Linked DNA regions of Homo sapiens: region 2 is linked to region 1. A link is an interaction called in ENCODE POLR2A ChIA-PET data of the cell type or tissue named here. Cell type or tissue: Caco-2. All regions are shown on one strand. Each heading gives the region's core, and the rest is flanking DNA. Links, peaks and the distances in the headings are about the cores only.

What was found. ChIA-PET counts read pairs that join two places held together with the same protein. Peaks named below come from ENCODE experiments on the same cell type or tissue, not always from the same donor. Only the 100,000 strongest peaks of a DNase experiment are listed, where the experiment ranks them.
Region 2: POLR2A ChIA-PET joins it to region 1 with 10 read pairs; 2 of 35 experiments call an interaction of 5 or more read pairs at or near these places.

What each region holds. Positions count from the first base shown.
Region 1 is chr13:27,439,983-27,445,954 of GRCh38, forward strand. MTIF3 (mitochondrial translational initiation factor 3) reads right to left here. Exons shown (of 5, transcript NM_152912.5): 2 at 5,106-5,174; 3 at 7-467. The coding sequence starts at 466. Among named protein-coding and RNA genes, the nearest start is that of MTIF3, 7.6 kb to the right of the region's middle. In Caco-2, for the core only: no CTCF peak of the experiment used is centred there; a DNase peak (open chromatin) is centred at 2,219; H3K4me3 peaks cover 933 bases.
Region 2 is chr13:26,938,218-26,944,189 of GRCh38, forward strand. No RefSeq gene overlaps it. Among named protein-coding and RNA genes, the nearest start is that of GPR12, 180 kb to the left of the region's middle. In Caco-2, for the core only: no CTCF peak of the experiment used is centred there; no DNase peak of the experiment used is centred there.

The DNA of each region.
Region 1 (5,972 bases), core at 310-5,309:
ACCTACCAGTTTTGGGGTTCGCCTTCTCCATCTCCCTCAGCCTCTGCCGCTCCTGGAGGATCTGCAATCCTGTCATGAGCTGATACTCTGCAGGTTCTGTGCTGGTGTTCCTTTGAACCAGTCGCAGGTCTCGCTCATCCATAAGTCTAATCACATTTGCTCGGTGCATGTTTCCCAAATCATTGCCCTTCTCATCAAATAAGTGAATAACTCGCTGACTAATTTTTCTTCCAACGTTACTAAAAGCTGTTTTATTCTTTTTTGTCTTTTTTCCTTCATTCTGGGTGTCTTCAGCGGTACTAAAGGCTTTTGCATGAATTAGGAAGGAGAGTCTTGGGGCAGAAGCAATAGGGGACAACTGTGCTGGTGCTGTCTTTTGCAGGATGTGTTTACCAAAACATCTAATGCAACTATTTTCAGACTTTACAGTTTGTAGTGTTAACCTCTTTAGAAAAAGAGCAGCCATCCTAAGAAAGTAGTAAGAAGAGTTCATTAAAATTCAATCACTTATTCCCTTGGTCTGACATTGTGGTACATGGCAGGGTGTGTGTGAGGTTGTGGAGGCTGTAACTGCAAGTGTGAGGGAAATGCTGTTCTCTAGACTTTCAGATCCACACACAGGAAGTCTACACTGATAAAGCGGACTAGCAGGTGACTCTGGCCAGACTAACTCATGGTGATACTGTCCCCAAGACAAGTGGCTATTAGAATAAACCAGATTTACATAGCATTTTGGTTTCACTTTTTTTTTTTTTCTGTACACATGATCTCATTTGACTACTTAGTTGACCCCTGAACAACTTGGGAGTTAGGGAAACAGACCCCCTGTGCAGTTGAAAATCTGTGTATAACTTTGACTCCTCAAAAACTTACTAATAGCTTACTGTTGACTGAAAGCCTTATGAATAACATAAGCAGTTGATTAACACATATTTTGTATGCCATATGTATTATATACTGTATTCTTACAATACAGCAAGCTAGAGAAAAGAAATGTCATTAAGAAAATCATAAAGAAGAGAAAATATATTTACTATTAAGTGGAAGTGGATCACCATAAAGGTCTTCATCCTCATTGTCTTCACATCAAGTAGGCTGAGGAGGAGGAGCAAGAGGAGGGGTTGGTCTTCTCTCAGGGGTGGCAAAGGTGGAGGAAAATCCACATATATGTGGACCCCATGCAGTTCAAACCTGTGTTGTTCTAGGATCAACTGTATTTCTCATGCATCTTGTAGTGCCAACTCCAAAAGCGAGTGTCATCTTAGGGCTTTATTTATGAGGATGCAGTACATAAAATGCTTGGTGATTCATAAACACCAATTGATAAACTTCTAATATAATTAACTGTTAACAATTTTTCAATACATCTGATGGTATATAGCAGATAGGAACACACTATGGGAAAGGGACCTCTCCAGGAAGGAAGCCAGCCCACTGCAAGAATAACTGAGCCTGTCAGAAAACACTGTGACATAAATCAAAGTGCTAACCTCATAAACTATAAAGATCATTCTCAAGGTAAGGCAGGTGTTAATTACTACCAAATGTTAACAGAGGCATGTATGGTGACAGTGGTTTTACTTCATGGTTATGAGACTGAATTTGAAGCACTTACAAATGGCACATTGATTTTTTAATTGCTTTTCTGTCCTTCCATTCATGTATTTGGTAAATCTTAGAAGTACAGGCTGAAAGAGTGCTGAGAGGACCCATTCATCTCATCTAGGGCATGCTAGGAATCATTAGAGAATCACAAACTTGGAGAGGTGTGACTTGTCAAAGATGAAAGAGGAAAACAGAAGGTGTCTTCAGGGTGCTTCTCAAAGAATGGTCCCAGAATCTCCTGGGGTGTTTAAAACTGGAAGTTCCCTCTGGTCCCTGGCTTTGAGCCCACTGGGCTGTACAACCCACTTATCTCTCACCTGTCATGTTCAAGAGTGATATGCAAAAAAATATGGTAAATTCAACAGAAAGTGATGGACATGCATATTCTCAACACCCTCCTTACCTAGTTTGGTAACACCCAACACTCTAATTTATAGCTCTGGTGCCAGTCTCTTCTCTTGAGTTCCACACCTGTAGGGTTAACCGCCTACCCAACCTCTCCACTTAGATATGTAATAGTCATTGAGGATTAACGTGTTCAAAGTTCAATGCTTTGCCTTCCATGCAAAACTTGCTCCTCCCTCAGTCTTCCCTGTCTCATGTAATTGCAACACATTCTTCTGGTTGCTCAGGCCAAAAATACCAACGTTATCCTTGACTCTTTATTTTCTCTCAGCAACCCATCCGCAAAACCTACCGTTCAACCAGTATAACCACTTCTCACCTTCTCTACTGCTATCATCCCACTCCCAAACCGCCGCGCCGCTCAACTGCATCACAGTAAAACCGCATCACAGTAACAGCTTCCCGACTGCTCTTCCTGCCTCTGCCCTCACAGCCTGGAGTTTATTACTGCTAGGGCACACAGAGCAATCCTTAAAAATGCGTAAGTCAGATCACGTTCCTCCTCTGCCCACACCCTCCCCTGGCTAGTATCTCACTCCAAGTAAAAGCTAAGCTCTCTACCATGCCCACTGGCCTGTGCCGACCGTACTTCTTCTGGCTCACTCTGTTCCAGCCTCCTTGCTGTTCCTTGTGAACAGTGAACACACCCCTCCTCTGGGTCCTGGCACCCAGAAGTTCTCTCTCCCTGCAACACTCTTCCCTCAGATAGCCTCATGGTTCATTTACCTCGTCTCTGCTCAAACGCTACCTACTCAGCGAGCCCTTCCCTGACCCTTCCATAAAAGAGCACACCCCAACACTCTCAAACCCATTACCTTGCCTTTTAAAAACTTTACTGCATTCATCACTGCTGGACACATTCTATATTTATTTGCATATATGTTCATAATCTTTCCTCACTGGAATGAAAGCTTCATGAGAACATGGACTTTGTCCATTTTGTTCACTGCTGTGTTCCCCGGCACTACAGCTCAGAGCCTGGCTCAGCATGCACATGTCGAATGAATGCACGGGCCGAAGGAAACAGCCAAGGAGCTATGGCAGGGCTGCTGGCATTTAACCTCTACACCTTCGGATGTGTCACGAATGCCTACAAACTACACCCTTCACATTTCTAGCTGGCATTTCAGATGCCCGTCAGTAATGGTGAGTATCTGTGGCCAGATGCTCCATCCACAGTGTATGACATGCATTGATTTATGGTTATTACCCAGCTGGTGGCTCCAGCTGTAGATGCTGTAAAGGCTCTAAGGTGGGAGCAAAGTGATTTTAAATCACTGACATACTGTTTAATAAAAAGTCAGATCTTTTGTGAATGGAGGAAGCCCCCAAACCAAAAAAGAAGAAAAATCTGAAAAGATCACAGAAGATTTTTTTTTCACTTATCAGAAAACTAGCAGCAGCATCCAGTCCCAAATGTCACTAGGTATTCTGCTAGGGGACTCTTAAGTTCCTGCTCACAAGCCTGCTCTATAAACTTTATGTCTAAAATCAGTGTTGTTTCTTTCCAAAGTCTGTATTAGCGACAATGATGTAGAAGTTATCACATGTAAAATCATGTTACTAAATAGATAGATATAAATTCTAATATTCTTGATATATACAGTAGACAAAACAGTTCACTGCAATTAAGCTTTAATACTAACTCAGTACTGGCTATCTTTTTCCCTTAGTAGTTATGAATAAGAGCTAAAGTGCCTTGTTTAATAAATTATCAACATATTAAAATATAAAAAATTTCAAAATTTGATTTTTTTCAAACAAGCAAACAAAATAACTAGATATAGGAAAAGATGAAAAAAATTTATAAAAATGTTGAAGACAAAAGCAATTCATTCCCCTATTTTTCCTAATTGCCAGTATTTCTCAAGTTTTTTTATAAGTGTTATTTTTATACTTGAAAATAAATTTTATTTACAAAATAAAGACTATTTCAGAAAAATGACGTAGGTTTTTTAAAAAAGCTTTAAAAACACTTTCCAAGAAGGAAACAAAGGAAAGGGAAAGAATAGAAAAACACTGGAAGTAGGGCCGGGTGCAGTGGCTCACGCCTGTAACCCCAGCACTTTGGGAGGCTGAGGTGGGCGGATCACAAGGTCAGGAGATCGAGACCATCCTGGCTAACACAGTGAAACCCTGTCTCTACTAAAAAATAAAATAAAAATTAGCTGGGCGTGGTGGCGGGCGCCTGTAGTCCCGGCTACTCGGGAGGCTGAGGCAGGAGAATGGCGTGAACCCGGGAGGCGGAGCTAGCAGTGAGCGAGATTGCGCCACTGCACTCCAGCCTGGGCGACAGAGCGAGACTCTGTCTCAAAAAAAACGAAAAAAAAAAGAAAAACACTGGAAGTATATAACTTTTAAAGTTCTTTGCCACTAGTTTAAATTTTTAAGAAACTTCAATTTTTATTGATGTATACAGCAAACAATGCAATTCATTGCAATTAAGCTTTAATACTAACTCAATACTGGCTTTAAATCAGCAAAATTGAAAATATACGTTTCTTCAAAACAGGCCCTTATAGATAAAAATATAAATACAAAGTTAAAACAACCTGTAATATTACATTTAAATTGCAGCTATCAACATAAATTCATAATTTAAAAACTTTTTATTAGGGAACTTTTTAACCTTGTACAGAAAGAACTGGATAATAAACAGCAGCTGGGTTTCATCTTTACCCCTCAACTATCTCCCCCCAACCATCCAGGAATGCTTTCAAAGTAAATCCTACTTTTTCAGGAAATAGTATGTATCTCTAAGAGGTACTCCTTAATCTTTTTAGTATTCACAATATTATCCCAATTAAAAAACGTTCCTTTATTTCATCAAATATTTAGCTTTCAGATTTCCATGATGGTATTATGATTTTGTTTGTTTACATGTCATTTACAGTTTGGCAGCATGAAGAGACTCCCACTGGTCAATTTTGGTGTAATTTAAACAGTAAGGCATAATCACTGTCATTCATTTCAATATACTGAATATACAAAAATCTATGAAAATGATAATTTGCCACAACTGCATGGGACTATTATATTGATTTTTTACTTTGAAAATTGCTAATTAAATAAAAAGAACTGAGCATTTATCCTACCTTTTTTAGGAAGAACTGTAATCATCCCCAGTTGATGAGGAGAAGCTCTTCTGTAGAGAAGAATGACAGCTAATAAACACAAAAGAAAAGTAAAAGTAATTAGAAAATCATGCCACGCACGATGTCTCACACCTGTAATCCCAGCACTTTGGGAGGCCAAGGCGAGAGGATCACTTAAGGCCAGGAGTTTGAGACCAGCCCGGGACACACAGCAAGACCCAGTCTCTACAAAAAATAAATTAGCCAGGTGTGTTGACACGCAACTGTACTCCCAGCTACTGGGGAGGCTGAGGAAGGAGGTTCACTTGAGCCCAGGAGGTTGAGGCTGCAGTGAGCTCTGATCACACCACTGCACTCCAGTCTGGACAACAGAGCAAGACCCTGTTTCAAAAAAAAAAAAAGAAAATCACCATTTTTCCAACCCCAACGAAACTACTGATTCAGGCAGGATGCAAGAGAGCTGATGCCAAAGGGTCACAAACAGATTACTTTCAGACTGAGAGGGAAAAGCACACTCTGCTGAGGGTAGACAGCTGTCTGTCATCCTAAGCCAACGTCAGACTCAGCATCTCCAACAGTGGAACAACCTGCCATCCTTGCCACATCTCTGGATGGGAAGCTACCCAAAGTGCATGGCACCTTCTATTAAGCAGCTTTGCCAAAAAGGTTTGACCTGAACCTGATGCAGGGTCTAGCTTCCAGTTTCCAGGGGATACAAGGGCCAGACTCAGAGAAACAATAGAAGATGCCACAAGGAAACAATCTGACAAATCCAGATGGAACAAGACACCTGGTTAGTGTCTAAAAAAGCCAATGCCATTGGGAATGAAAAGGGAAGAGGGAAGCTATTCTTGAGTGAAAAAAAAA
Region 2 (5,972 bases), core at 645-5,644, 500 kb before region 1:
GCAAGGGACAAAAGAGCATAAGATTCACTGTGAGCCAGACCTTATATTAGTCCATCCTCACACTGCTATGAAGAACTACCTGAGACTGGGTAATATATAAAGAAAAGAGGTTTAATTGACTCAAATTTCTGCAGGCTGTAGAGGAGGCACAACCTGGGAGGCCTCAGGAGAGAGAGAGACAGTGAAGAGGCAAGTGCCACACACTTTTTTTTAACTTTAAGTTCCAGGATACAAGTGCAGAATGTGTAGGTTTGTTGCACAGGTATACATGTGTCATGGTGGTTTGTTGCATCTATCAACCCATTGTCTAGGTTTTAAGCCCCGCATGCATTAGCTATTTGTCCTAATGCTATCCCTCCCCTTGCCCCCAACCCCCCAACTGGCCCTGGTGTGTGTTATTCCTCTCCCTGTGTCCTTGTGTTCTCACTGTTCAACTCCCACTTATGAGTGGGAACATGTGGTGTTTGGTTTTCTGTTCCTGCAATAGTTTGCTGAGAATGATGGTTTCCAGCTTCGTCTATGTCCCTGCAAAGGAAATGAACTAATTCCTTTTTACTGCTGCATAGTATTCCATGGTGTATATGTACCACATTTTCTTTATCCAGTCTATCATTGATGGGCATTTGGGTTGATTCCATGTCTTTGCTATTGTAAATAGTGCTACAGTAAGCATATGCGTGCATGTGTCTTTATAGTAGAATGATTCATAGTCCTTTGGGTACCATTTGACCCAACAATCCCATTACTGGGTATATAGCCACACACTTTTAAACCATCAGAAGTCATGAGACCTCACTCACTATCACAAGAACAGCAAGGGGGAAATCCATCCCCATGAACCAATCACCTCCCACCAGGACCCTCCCCCAGGATTGAGAATTACAATTCAACATGAGATACGGGTGGGGACACAGAGCCAAACCATATCAGGCCTCCAAGGCTCAAGAAAGCTGTCCAGGGTGGATGGATTCTCAACTGTGCATGTCTCACTTGCATCACAGCTGAGGGACCCCCAAAAGGCAGCCTGCCCTGGGTTATAGAGCTCAGGGGCACATGACCCACTGGGCTAAAACCTTGAGGGGCATTCTACTTCCAGGGAAGAGAGAATCAAAGCCTTGGCTGCCCCAGGCATTTCCTCTCTAACTCAAGATGTTACATTTTCTAGGAGGAACAGGAACAAGGATCAGGCTGTTTTGGGCAGCCCATCTCAGGATGTTGTATTCTAGGCATATTCTACAGTTATTCTTAAGAACTGCAAGTATGAAAGGGGGAAGAACTGGGTCAGTCTGAGGCCACCCACAGAAATATCCTGCACCAATTTTGGACCTCAAAAGTCAGAAATAAACTTCCAAACTTCCAGCCAGATGCAGTGTCTCACACATGCAATCCCAGCACTTTTGCAGGCTGAGGCCAAAGGATTGCTTGAGGTCAGGAGTTCGAGATGAGCCTGGTCAACAGAGAAAGACCTCCAACTCTACCAAAATTAAAAAAAAAAAAAATAGCCCTGGCCAGGTGCAGTGGCTCATGCCTGTAATCCAAGCACTTTAGGAGCCCAAAACAGGTGGATCACTTGAGCCAGGTGTTGGAGATCAGTCTGGCCAACGTGGCAAAACCCTATCTTTACTAAAAATACAAAAATTAGCTGGGCATGGTGACTTGAGCCTGTAGTTCCTGCTACTTGGGAGGCTGAGGCACAAGAATCGCTTGAACCTGGGAGGCAGAGGTTGCAGTGAGCCGAGATCATGCCACTGCACTTCAGCCTGAGCAATAGAGTGAGACTCTATCCCAAAAATAAAAAATAAGTTATACAGGAATGGTGGTGTATACCTATAGTCCAAGCTACTCAGAAGGCTGAGGCAGGAGGATCGCTTGAGCCCAAGAGTTCAAGTCTGCAGTGAGCTGTAATCTTGTCACTGCACTCCAGCCTGGGTGACAGAGCAAGACCTCATCTCAAAAAAAAAAAAAAAAAAAAAAAAGGAACAAATTAGAGCAAGACTTCATCTCAAAAAAAAAAAGGAAGAAATTAGAGCAAGACTTCATCTCAAAAAAAAAAAGGAAGAAATTTTTATCACTTTTGAACCATGGCATTTGGGGGGTTATTTCTAACAGCAGTTGGCGTTGCTCTTAGTCTTCACCCAAGGCTTCAGCTTCCACTGTTTGTCACAGATCACATTAACCTAGATGGGAACCTAAGCTTCCCCTGAACTCCTGCAAAAACACCTCTCACAAAGCATCTGGGTTTGGGGTAGAAAGGGCCTCAGGACTTGTATCACAGTGATGGAAATCGTTCCATACTGAATATAAAATGCCCATTTGGAAATGTCTTTTGCCTGCTGTGTCGCCAGAGAATTCCCACCAGAACTCCCTTTACAATATAGGACCTTGACCTCTGCATTCCCCTGGCCCCTTATGGACTCCAAAATTTATTGTATTGTCAAAGTACAGGAATCCTCTATCAAAGACTGGGTAGGGCCTTGAAACTGAAGTTTAGGAAACATGTCCTATTTTTCTCTTTTTCTGCTGTGACATACTATGTTTTCTGAGACAAATGAGCATAGGAAATGGTTCACCGTGGTACACAAAATAGTGGGCTCCCAAAGATGTCCACACCTGAATCCCTGGATCCTATTAATATGTTGCATTATATGGCAGGGGCTTTCTAGATGCAACTAAAGTTAGGGACCTTAAATAGGGAGATTATCCTCTATTACCCGGATGGGCTCAACCTAAGCACATGAGTCCTTAAATTAAGCAGAGAACTTTCTCTGGCTGGAGTCAAAGTAATGAGACAGAAAAGGAAAAAGAAAGAGAAATTAAAAGCTTGAGAGGGTCTTCTCCCCTGTCCCCCTCACCCCCACTTCCAGTTGCTGGAAGGGGTCCCACATGGGATGCACTTGAAGTAATTTGGGCAGCCTCTAGGAGCACAGATTGACTCCCGGATAACAGCCAACAAGGAAACAGGGACCTCAGTTCTGCAGCTGCAAAAAACTGAATCTGCCCAAAAACCTCAATGATATTGGAAGCAGATTCATTCTCAAAGCCTCCAGAAAAGAATTCAGCCCTCCCAACATCTTAACTCCAGCCTTATGAGATTGATAGCACCCCATTTCATTCACCAGTCTGGGCCCCTGTAAAAATCAACAGGATCATTTGGGACTGTAGTAAACTTAACCCCGTGCTAGGCTCAATTGCAGCTGCTGTGCTAGCGGTGATAGCTTTACTGCAGCCAACACAGACTTAGGAAACTGGCATGCAGCTTTTAGTCTGGAGAGTATGTCTTTTCAGTCCCCGGCAGGAAGGAGGATCAGAAGTTGCTGCAGTCACTTGGAACAGACAGCAGTACACATTCACGATCTGACCTCAGGGCTGTGTTAACTCTCCTCCTTTCTAAATAGTATAATCTGAAAAGAACTTGATCACATGAACCTTCCACAAATCATCATACTGATTGTATTTATGACATCATGTTAATTAGACCTAGAGATCAGGAAGTGTCAGGTACTCTGGAGTCCCTGAGAAAACAAAACTGTCCCATAGGGCAAAAAGTAAACCAAAAAGACCCAGAATTCTGCCAGGTGGATGAATATTTTCAGAGTCTAGCAGTCTTAGATGAGCTGAGCTATCTCCTCTGAGGAAAAGAACAAGTGATTGTGCCTTCAGCCTCCTACCACTGAGAGCAATACTCCACGGTGAATAAGCCTCTTTGGATTGTAGAGACAGCACATACTACACTTGAGAATATCACCCTGACCTCAATTTGGTGACTCAGAAAGCTGTAAGTTTTGAGTAGGGCTCAGAGTGAGATTGGACTCTGCAGTAGCAAACTGTGGTATAAACAGCCCTCCCCCGGGCTGTGTAATCTGACAGATCCCATGTGCTAGGAATATCCACAGGTGTTAAGGATGATATGTGGAGCTTCAAGAGGAGAGTCGCTGCACAGATCCTTAGTATTCTGGAGGAAGGCTGTGACACCAGAGGCAGAGGAATAGCTACCATTCAAAAACTCAACCCTGCAATGCCCTCCTAGCCATTGAATACCTGCACCTGAGACATCAAATGACTGTGAGCAGGAGCCACACTAGTATTGCCAGGCGCAGCAAATCAGTGTCAGGCAGACACAGCAGCAATCCATTACATATAGGACCGGTCAGGTCAGTGTTTGATTGTCCCACACCCCATAGCCACACAGCGCAACTTAGCAGCGCTCAGTTCAGCCCAGAGTCCTTCCTGCTTTCTCTCCCAGTCTTCTCAGCAGCTACTTCAGACTTGTGACCATCTCTTGAACCATCTCTCTCACTCTCTTCCATTCATTTTCATCAGTAACCTTAGAGTCCACTACCCTTTGAAATAGATAATCACCGTCGCCCTCCCTCATCTCCCATTCACTCCTTAACCTACTGCTGTCTTTATTCCATCCCTAGCTCCATGGGAATGGGAGCTGCCTTCATAAACAAAGAGCCCAGATTTCCAAAGCCTTGTGTAAATCCTCGCTCTTTTTTCTTTTTCTTTTTCTTTTCTTTTTTTTTTTTTTTTGACTGAGTCTCACTTTGTCACCCAGGCTGGAGTGCAGTGGCGCAGTCTCAGCTCACTGCAACCTCTGTTTCCCAGGTTCAAGTGATTCTCCTGCCTCAGTCTCCCAAGTAGCTGGGATTACAGGTGCCCACTACCAAACCTGACTAATTTTTTTATTTTTAGTAGAGACGGGGTTTCACCATGTTGGCCAGGCTGGTCTCGAACTCCTGGCCTCAAGCAATCCACCCGCCTCAGCCACCCAAAGTGCTGAGATTACAGGCCTGAGCCACCACGCCCAGCCAGTCCTCGCTTTTCTGACTCTTCTTTGCATTTGGTTTTGTGGATTCTCCTTGCCCCCTTTGAAACACTTCTTCCCTGATGCTGTACTCTTTTGGGTTCCCCTCACCTCTCTCAGTCTGTTTGAGGACTGGCTTCCTCTCCACCACTGCAGATATTGACAGGGAAATCCCTGTCCCTTAATTCCTAGGTGCAGACATTCTAAAGTGAGACCTTTGGCAATAAAAGATTCTAACACTGGGTATTAGCAAAACAAAGAGGGATGGATGCTTTGGCCAAGGTGATTGGGTGAAAGGGCAGACGCGGTGTTGAATGTTTGGACTTTTGAGAATTTCGACTTTTAGTGCCCATTTTTTTCCTATTATTTTCGCATATCTTTTGGTCTTGGGGTGTCCTTTGCTTAGAAAGCACTTAGGAATGTGAAATGGGAAAGAGAGAGGCTCAGAACAGTGACCCAGAACCAACAACCAAGAAGCCTGGGAGCTATGGTCCTTAAGAGAAAGAAAGGAAAGACATATTATCCTCCAGCTGTTCAGCCTAGCTTACTAGGGTAGGAAGGAGGCAGGAATAGAGGGAAAATGCCATTATCAGGAAAAAAACACTGGCCATATGGCCAGGTGATCTGCAGTGCACTCTCCCTGCAGAATCTCAGCCTTGTAGACGGGCCCTAAAGACTTTTTTTTTTTTTTTTATGAGCCAAGATGGAAACTTACTGAAGGTGCAGCGTTTTGTTTCTTTCATCTTTTGAGAATAATTATGCTTTGCTATTCTTTTTGTCTCTTTACTCCCTACTCTGTTTCTTACATTCATTGATTTATGAAAATAATACTAACTGAGCATTATCTACTCCAGGCGTCCTCAACCACAGAAGTCATAGTGGTGATTAGGGCCGGCATGACCTGGCTTCTCTTCCTTCCTCTCCTGCCAAGCTCCACGCCTGATTCTATTTCCATTTCTAGCTCCATTTCTCCCCCATTCAAATCACCCCATCCCTCTCCCTCCCTATGCCTGTAATGCACTTTTCACCCAATCAGCACATACATATTGAGTGCCTCTGGTGTGGCAGACACCAATTGGGTCCTGGAGTACAGCAGTGAACAAACAAATAAGTTTCCATCTTTCAGAGGCCTCACACACTAATGACCCTGAAGAACCTAGACAGG